Linked DNA regions of Mus musculus: region 1 is linked to region 2. The links are chromatin contacts, found by POLR2A ChIA-PET in ENCODE. All regions are on one chromosome and are shown on one strand. The core of a region is the stretch at or near the end of the contact, and the rest is flanking DNA. Distances in the headings are between cores, read along the strand shown. Region 1 holds the start of Alkal1 (ALK and LTK ligand 1). Region 2 holds the start of Rb1cc1 (RB1-inducible coiled-coil 1).

Region 1 (4,662 bases), core at 1,307-3,806, 140 kb after region 2:
TTATGGTGAAGAAGATAGTGGTAGCAGGCAGGCATTATGTTGGAACAGTAAGTGCTCACATGATCCACAAGTTGCAGACAGAAAAAAAAAAGAGAGAGAGGGGAATGGAGAGAAGGGACAAGGACTGGAGAGGGCCAGTGGATTGTGCTTTAGACTGGGCATAGTGTAGGCTTTTGAAACCTCAAATCCACCCCTAGTGACACATTTCTTCCAACAAGGCCACACCTGCTAATCCTCATCAAACAGTTCCACTAACTAGGGCTCAAACACTCAAACTTATCAGCCTATTGAGACCATTCTGGTTCAAACCACCACAGTTACTAAGTGTCCTTTTCTAAACAGAACACTCATTATTTACATACAAAATATCACATGAAGGAAGTTAGCAACTATTGTGAGATTAGATCTAAGCTGAAACTTCGAGTAGCCACTTGAACATACTAGCATTTGGTAACAGGTAGCACTCAAGGAAACAGCAAGAAATCACAAAGAAAAGCCCTACAACAGAGAGGTGCAGACAATTTGCTCATTTTGACAAAATTATTATGCTGTTTTCTAACAGTGGGGGCAGAGGCTGTCTTGGACCCTTTTGCCTGCTTTTAGAACTCTTTTCCTCCTACTGGGTTGCCTCATCCAACCTTGATATGAAGGTATGTGTCTAGTCTTATTGTAACAAGTTATGCCATGTTCTGTTGATATTCCTGGGAGACCTGCTCTTTTTTGATGAAAAATGGAGGCAGAGTGGCTCTGGGGGAGAGGGGAGGGAGTGAGAGGGAGTGGGATAGGGAAGGTAGGGGAAATTGTGTTTGGAATGTAATATGAGAGAAAAGTAAAAAAGAAAAAGGAATAAAGTTTTTTTGAGAGAGAGAGAGAGAGAGAGAGAGAGAGAGAGAGAGAGAGAGAGAGAGAGAGAGAGAATCTTGCCCTGTTTCACACTGTCCAAACCCAAGCAACAAGTCCCAGACCACCTGTCAAGAGTTTCTTGGTTTCTTACCTTCCTTTTGGCACTAAGAAGAAAAAAACAGCTCTCATGCTTTTTTTTCCCTCCTAGCGACTTGGGGGTTCATGTCTGTCACTTCTGTATTTTCTCTAGCAGTGTTATTTCACACTCTGGTCTCCACCCTCACTCACCCCCCACTCCCTGCGCCTTGTGTTCCAGAGTAATACTAAACTTCCGATCTGATATTTCTAATTAAATTTAAATGTGAAATTCTTGTTCATGTCTGTGAACTTGTAATTTCTCAGCATTTCACTTAAGACGTGAGAAAGTTTGTTCCTTCTGCTAAGGACTCTTAAGGCTGCCTGGGAATGGGAGCATCAACATGCTATGGTGTTTGCTTAGGAATCAATGGTTCGCTTACTGCTTCCTCAAGCGTTCTGAGTGGGAAGTCTGCACAACAACTTTCTTGAAAGAGTTCTAGTCAAAGGCATGACTTTATAAAGCTCTTATAAAAGTGTTTTGTGCCTCCTGCTACAATTTCCTGGGCATGCTTGAAAACGTAATGCTTGAGTAAATTGAGATTTTTTATTTTCAGTTTGAGACACACAGGTCTCTTTGAAGAGAAATTTCGAGCCAATCAATGATTAGAGAACCACAGAGCCTTTCCATCCCCCTCAGTTATGAGAGGGTAATTAATAATCAAGCATGGGCATGTTGATATGTATACTTAAGTCAGGCAGACAAAATGGCTCAAATCATAACTGACAAAGTACTGCTTCATCTAAGACTCTTGATTTTAAACGAATGAATTTATCCTCTCCCATTCTTTGATATTAACACCGACAAAACTTTGTGATAAGAGTCCCATAATTATAGATAGATAGATAGATAGATAGATAGATAGATAGATAGATACATAGATAGAGGATAGATAGTTAGATAGATAGATAGATAGATAGATAGATAGATAGATAGATAGATAGATAAAAACAGGCAAATAAAAAAACCAGCCATGAAGATCTCTAGTCTCCAGTACAGAGGTAGTTGTGCCCCGGTGTGGCCACTCATGGCTTCTGCTGTCCCGATTATAAATCCTTTGACTTTCTAGGGGAGGCTCTGCCTCCTCTAGGTCTCTGACCGATGGGGACTCTGGACTCAGGGACAGCGGGAATGCTCACCTGGCCAGCTCTGTGGCATTGCGGAGCTCATGATCCAAGAGCTCTGCACCCTGCCTCTGCCAGCAGAAACCCCATCCCGCTCTCTTGTGTCCAGAGCTACAAGTTGCTTTCGATCCCATGGACCAACGGAAGCCATGACCCAGAGACCCACAATTAAGGCATGAGACAGAGCCGGATAGAACTTGTGACTCGCCGGTGCGACTTGGTCCTGTCTCTGCCCCACATCCTGAAGCCGAGGAAAAGATCCCCCCGGAAGCTGCGTGAGCTCCGGAGGGTCCTGTGTCCCGACATACCCTCGTCCTGGGTTCTCTTGGTCCCCCAGCACCGCCCCGCCTCCGGTCCCCGCCCAGCGCCCTAGAGCGTTTAGACCTAGTCACCCGCGCCTCCAAGTTCCATTGCCGCCCCAGCCTGCCGCTCCCAGCTACGGACACGGAGGCCATGTGGCTCACTAAGCCCAGCACCCCGGTGTCCGCACTGCTGCTGCTGGCGCTGGCTTTGTCCCCGCCTGGGACTCAGGGGCGGCCCCAGAGAAGCTTGGCAGCGCGTGTCGCTGAGCTCAGGCCAGAGCTCTTCCTCCCTGTGACAGGGACTCGCCTGCCTCCCAGAGCCTCCCGGAGCACAGGTAAGCCCTGTATGACCCCTGACCTGCCCTTTCTACAGTCTAACCACTCTTATAGCTGGGCAAGCTGCTGTCGGGAAGGCTGAATTAAGTAGAGCAGAGGGTGGACACCTGTAGATTCCTGGGAATCTTTTCCCTGGGAAGGAAATAACAGGTTGACTATATTTGCCTTGGTTCAGTCTTCAACAACAAAATTCGTCTGGGGGGAAAAAAATCAGCTTTATATGCCTCATTCCTAACTGTGGGAGGTCTTTTGGAAATACATTAACCCAACTGTGGAAAGACTCGGGTCGCAACCTTGCCTTTCAGGATGATGGACAATCTATGTATGTGACAATAGATCACCGTCCAGAGATCTCTCTGGGTCTTCTGCGGTTTAACTAACATGGCACTCCTCAGGCAGAGTGGGAATTTCAGGGAGCTGCCACGGCTGAGGCTGCTTCGATCTTTTTTGCCCCTGGATCAGTTAGATGGGCCCTAAACGCTACAATCTCTTCCAATGTCAAGTCTGGACATTCCTGCTATCAAGATGCTTAGGAGGAAGGTAGGAAAAGTTGTCAGGATAGAGAACCAGCACCGCAAGACACCTACACACAGAGATGTGTGAATGAAAAGGCAAGGGGAACAGGAGGTGTAGAGAAAGGATTGCTGGGAGCAGTGTAAGAGGCTGGCAGGTGGTGGTGAGGAAGAGAAAAGCCACTTTGGAGTATCTTTGCATAAGCCTGTAGTCAGAGCAAGGGGAAGCTGGAGCAAAGGGCCTGTCTCCCTGGCCTTCACTGAACTTGCTGAGAGAACAAAGCAAGCACAGGGGTGGCTTGGGTTAATTATACCACTGCACCCAAGGCCTCTTCTGCACCCTCTCTCCCTTTCTCTCTTGCTCCTTCCTTGAGCCTTATTTTCTTCCTTCCTTTTCTTCTCCCTCCATTCATTTTAATTCCCTTTTGTCTGAAGCAGAGTCGCACTTTGTAGCCCCCGCTTCACAGCCTCCTGGGTCAGCCTTAGAATTATTGGCATATACTACCATAGTAGCTCAGGCTTCACTTTAAAGAAAACAAGAGGTGAGGATTTCTTAGTCTCTCTCTCTCTCTCTCTCTCTCTCTCTCTCTCTCTCTCTCTCTCACTCTCTCTCTCTCACTCTAGCTGGTTTTGTTTTGTCTTGAAGTTTTACTCCATAGTTCAGACTACTTGGAACTCAATCTATAGTTCAGGCTGTCCTTGAATTTGCAGAAATCTTCCTGCCTTCACATCCCAAGTTCTGGGCTAAGAGGTGACCCATACCTATTTTACCAGTTATGATATAAATATATTCCCAGTCACCCTATAGCTTCTAGTGAGAAATTCCTTCCCAGGTACATACCTTGCAGAGAACTGAGATCAAGAAGATGGATAGGAGGACAAGTGTGTCTGTCCTTCACTACATGTCTGAGGGAGAGAGAGTAGGGGCGTGCACATACACAGACTGAGTGAGCCAGGCAGGGAGAGAAGCAGAGGGAAGTGACAGAAAGACATGGAAGGCTAGTAAGGGGATATAGACCAAACCTATTTATCTGGAAGCTCTCCAGATAAGGCAGTAGGGGCATTCAGTATGGGGGAGTCATACCTTGATGCTTTCACATTATTATACCCTTTGACTTGAAAATTATTGCTAACAAAACTATTTATCTCAGGTACTAGTGTTGCTTTAGAATACAAACGGAACGTGAGAAAAACATCAAATTGCAAAATCACTTATGGTAACACATGAATTTTACCTGTTTTATTTTAGTTTAATGCGATTTCTCTGGTTAAAGACATTGGAGAAAATTGGGGGATATAGTTCAGTGGTAGAACTATATCCTAGAACACATGCGGGCCTAGATTCAACCAGCAATTCTCCTCCCAAATGACAAAGAAGATGTAAAAACCGTATAGCCTCAAAGAAAATG
Region 2 (4,568 bases), core at 1,100-3,599:
TCATTATTCAGGGGTGGGGTTAATATTTAAAGAAGAGCTTACAATCAGCATGTTAAACACTTAAAAGATCCAGAATTACAGACATGTCTGATAAAGACTAGAAGACGCTTAAGTTTAAGCTGAGAAAAAGAGACTTAAAAATTCAAATGATTTGTAGTACTCAGACTGCATAATTCCTCCAGTTATAAAACTAAAAAAAAAAAAAATTCACTTTAAAAATTACATTTGATTCAATTGATTGTACACACATACATGTGGAGGAACGGAGTCAGTTCTGTTCTTGGTAAAAAGCACTTTTAGTTGTTCCTTGAAAATTCACTGAAACATTGACAGATACTAAATTAAAAATTCAGTGGAAGCCAAGAATAAGTAGTCTTATACAGAAACCAACCTTCACATCACCCACAGTATATTCTAATTGAGAAGTGGGGAAAAAGAATACAGTAAATGGATAGGAGTTTACAAGCAATAGGATAGAGATAACACAAGGAGGGGGAAGGCAGAACGGCCCATGCTTTAGTAAGTTGAAATGATGTTTCTGCACTCCCCATGAAAGATCATTCTATGGTCCTTGTAAATCTGTTTGAAGTTTCATTGAGAAAAGCCCCGAAGCTTCACATAGTATTGCAGGAGTTTGTTTTTGTTTATTATGGAGAATAGAATGCTCAAGAGGATGAGGAAAAATAGCTTGTGACAGAAAACTTATGGATATGCATGATTATTAACATTTATCTATGTTGCTTAGCAAAATTCATATAACATATTTTCACTTTAGTCTTACTAAATAATTTGAGATGCATATAAACTCTAAACATTCACTTCAGAGTATAAAGTAACAGACATTTGTATTAACAGTTTCCCAGAGAAGTTTGGGCCACGTATACAACATGACAAGTGGTACTTTAACACTTGAAACTGGAGTACATTTCTGCTATTCAATGGTACTTATTAACTGTGAGGAAACACAGCTCTTTGGTGCTCTTTTTAGTGTGTGTGAACTTCAAGGAGTGGTTCTCTCCTCCCACGACGTCAGTCCTAGGATGAAACTCAGGTTGTCAGTTTTGGTAGTCAGTAGATCTCCTTACCCTCTGGGCCATCTCACCGGCCCTGATTTTCCTTTTTCTGTGTAGCCTTGGCTCCCTGAAGCTCATTCTGTAGAGCAGGCCTCAGCTTCTGAGAGAAGGGATTAAAGGTATGTGCACCACCCGGCCAGCTTTGATCTTCATTGTTCTAGCTAGACTGCAATATAGCTTACATTTGTTAATATACTAACAATTTTTCTTCTCTTTAGTCTTGCCAATTCACTACTTCCCCTGGTGCACAAAAATTGAGTGCTTGTTCTTTTTCCATTTTTGCTTTATTTGCTGGTGTAATGTACTAAAATTCCAGTTTAAAAAATACTCAATATGTATAACAGTGTGCATACAAGATTTTTCTGGGATATGGCAGAAGTGCAAAGTTAAAAACAAAGTGAGATAAGCAACAAGCTCCTTTCTAAACAACTCTTAAAACACAACTACTGTTTTTCCAGTGTCTATCACAATAAAGAACTGCAGATCTCAATCAGTTTAATACCCCTTATGTCTCATTTTGTCGGGAACCGCTAACTGTTGGCTTAGAGAGACCATTCCTAAACTTTTACCTCTATCAGATATTCCTGGGAATAGTAATTTAATACGTGTTTACGTCACATAATTGATGAGCCTGCTTGTAACAAACATCTTCTCATCAAACTCAAGTTTTGTAGTTTCAAGTCCTTGCCTAAGCCCGAATACAAATGTAATGTTCTCATAAGCTGACATTCTCTTCTCTAATCTTGATGCTGTTGACCTATTATCGACCTCAGTATTGTTCGGTCGTGCCGCTTACAGTACAGTCCACTTTGCTTCGGTTCCTCTTCTGGACGTGCTCTTTACTTACCTGGTCTGACTCTGGGCCGCCCCACCCTTGCAAAGATGCCAGGCATACTTTCCGAGTAGCCTGCCATTCTGGCAGTCCCGGTACGAGTGGCCCAGGTGACAGTCGGCTGATTTCGGGGCAGCAGATGAGGGCCCCAGATCTGTGCTGGTGCTCACTCGTCAGCCTCCGGTTCCCCTGTTGGGGCTGCCCCAGGTTTGGCGAGGTCGGTCTGCCGCGGCCAGAAGGTCACGCTCACCTTGGGGCCGTCCAAGGCAAGCACCGAAATACCTTCCAGGGTCAGGGAAGGACAGACAAGTTGCCAGCCAGGGACTACGCTCGCCGACCGAGCCGCGCCCGTCCGGCCAGCCCAGCGACTTCCGGATCTGCGCAGACACCTGAGTCACCCCTCCCCCGGCTGGCTGTTTCCCGGCGTGCTCTGCGGCGGAAAGGCCGAGTCGACAATAACAAACCCCACGGCGGCCGCGACCCAGCCCTGCCAAGCTCTCAGTGCCTCGGCCGGCGGACTCGGGTCCCCGCGCGGAGCCGAGGGGCCGGAGCAGCGGCTGCGCCCGACTCCCATCCTTCCGGGCCTCGCCGGGTACTCGGCGGCTGGGCGCCGACGGTTGTGTCGGTTGGCGGCGCCGCAGGGGCGGTTGATAGCCGCCGCCGAGGCCAGGGCGGCGGCAGAAGATGGTGCGGAGGGCCGCCGGCTGTGTTGCTGCCGCGGGCGGAGGAGGCGCTGCCGGGTAAGTGCCGCCCCTGCTCCCATCTGGCGGCGGGCTTGGCCCGGCCGCTCAGCACCTGACGGGTTCGCCGGAGCGTCTGGCGGCGCCGGCTCGGAGGGTCGCCGCGGCAGTCCTACGGGGACCCTGAGGCCCGCTGGCCGCTGACAGGATCGCGGGAGCGGCAGGACGCCGGTGCTCACCCGAGGCCTGAATCGCGGCCTCCGTCTCCAGGGCTCGGTGCACTGGAGTGTCGGGCTCGGGAAACCGGAGAGGGTTTGGGCCAGGGCCGGAGTGCCCTGACGGGAGGAACCTAGAGGTGATGCCTTTGTCCCGACCCCGGAGTGCAAGCATCGGTGTAAAGTTACTCCTTGGAATGACTCAGCCTCGCTCGCCCCGCAGATGGATTTGGGGTGGGGGCTTATGGGAGTACCAAAACTTGGTACAAATGACAGCTTTCGAACGTGCTGTCAGTACTTTCTCTACAGAGTGGTGGATGTGCTATGGTGACTGTTTATGGTTTCGTAATCCTGTCCCTTCCGTCATGAGTCTTTAAAATGTGATCATTCCATGAACTGGTACATAGGACTGATGCCACGGAACACTCGTGGACTCACTTATTGATAGAGTCCCTGCAAGACATTCAGTTGGGTGCGGATGTTGACAAGTCTATTATGAGCGTTAAAATTTATACATTTTGCTAACCATTTTCTGTAAAGAATTGGTGAGACTTACTTATCTGAGGGTTTGCAAAGCTAGCAAGCAGTTTAGAAGCAGCCTAAAAATGAACCAATCTGTGTTCCTAGTCAAATGTTGGTACTGTATTTCAGTAGGTGGTTTTTCTTTTTGGGGGAGGGGATCTATAAATGGACTTGTTATGTGTGAAATATTTTATTTAGTCTTATTACCAAATACAACGCAAATCATCGCTTTCCAATTAAGTTTTTGTTATGTTTTTTAGCATTTATATCTGTTTTAAACGTTAGCCAAGGCTTAGAAGGTAGCTGCTATATTCATCTCAACATTCCAGGAGGCTGAGACAGAAAGATGGCTTTAAGTTATTTGAGTTACTCAGTAAGTTAAGGTGGTCTTGGGAATCATAGCGAGAACATGTCTTGAAAAAAGAAAAACAAAATAAATGGTATTTACATAGTTATGCCATGGGTGTGTCAGGCCCATAATGTAGCATTTACATTGATAAATCTTATTAATGTAATTGGTTAGTGGACTTAGGCAAAATTTAAAAATTTTGTTTTATTTTGAGTTAGGGAAGACAATGAAGCAGCCCTCTGCCTGGAGAGAAGAGGGTTCTCTTGGGGTGGGGGGAGATGGAGGGAACAGGCAGCACTCTTTATGGCAAACATCAGGGTTTGAATGCACAGCAGATTGACTTTACACATAGATCTGTAAAAGCCAAAGGACAAAAGATGAAAGGACTGGTGTCTCCCCCAGTTGTTTTTGTTTATTTGTTTTGTTTCTTGCCTTGTTAGTGTGTACTGCTAGGACTAAAACTCAGTTTCCAGCATGCTCTGTAAGGTGTAATATCCCTGAGCCACTGTTAGACCTGAGAGGAAAATGTTTCAACGACTACCTGATTAAGAGAGCTTTGCTTAGAGGTGTACATTGTAGTTGAGGTTGACCTTCAGCTCTTGGCCCCCTTTTGCCAAGACTTGACACATCTCAGAGTAAGCTGTGGTAAGTATTCATTAGTGATGCCTTGGTAATTAATTATTCAGCAGCAGGCAAACTCCAGTCTCTTATCATTCAGAAGAAAAGTGAGAACATAAGTGAACATAGAAGCAAGCCAAGATTAAGAAGTGTGTGTCTCTATTGGAGGGTGGGTTTGAAATTTTGGATAAGGTGTCTTATTGTCTTGAGAATTTAAGAAGCTATGTCTACTTGACAAAAGGACCCATTTGGAGGTATGAGAGAGAGAAGAAATAAAAA

The links. ChIA-PET counts read pairs that join two places held with the same protein, here RNA polymerase II (POLR2A).
Region 1: POLR2A ChIA-PET joins it to region 2 with 13 read pairs in Patski. The contact joins the promoter of Alkal1 here to the promoter of Rb1cc1 in region 2. POLR2A ChIA-PET finds 5 or more read pairs at or near these places in 2 of 5 experiments (Patski and embryonic stem cell).

The regions. Positions count from the first base shown.
Region 1 is chr1:6,356,775-6,361,436 of GRCm38, forward strand. It overlaps Alkal1 (ALK and LTK ligand 1), which reads left to right and starts at 2,557. Exons shown (of 5, transcript NM_001195732.1): 1 at 2,557-2,740. The coding sequence starts at 2,557.
Region 2 is chr1:6,212,313-6,216,880 of GRCm38, forward strand. It overlaps Rb1cc1 (RB1-inducible coiled-coil 1), which reads left to right and starts at 2,350. Exons shown (of 24, transcript NM_009826.4): 1 at 2,350-2,645. 4732440D04Rik (a long non-coding RNA gene) reads right to left here and starts at 4,300. Exons shown (of 2, transcript XR_001778783.2): 1 at 4,244-4,300; 2 at 1-3,088.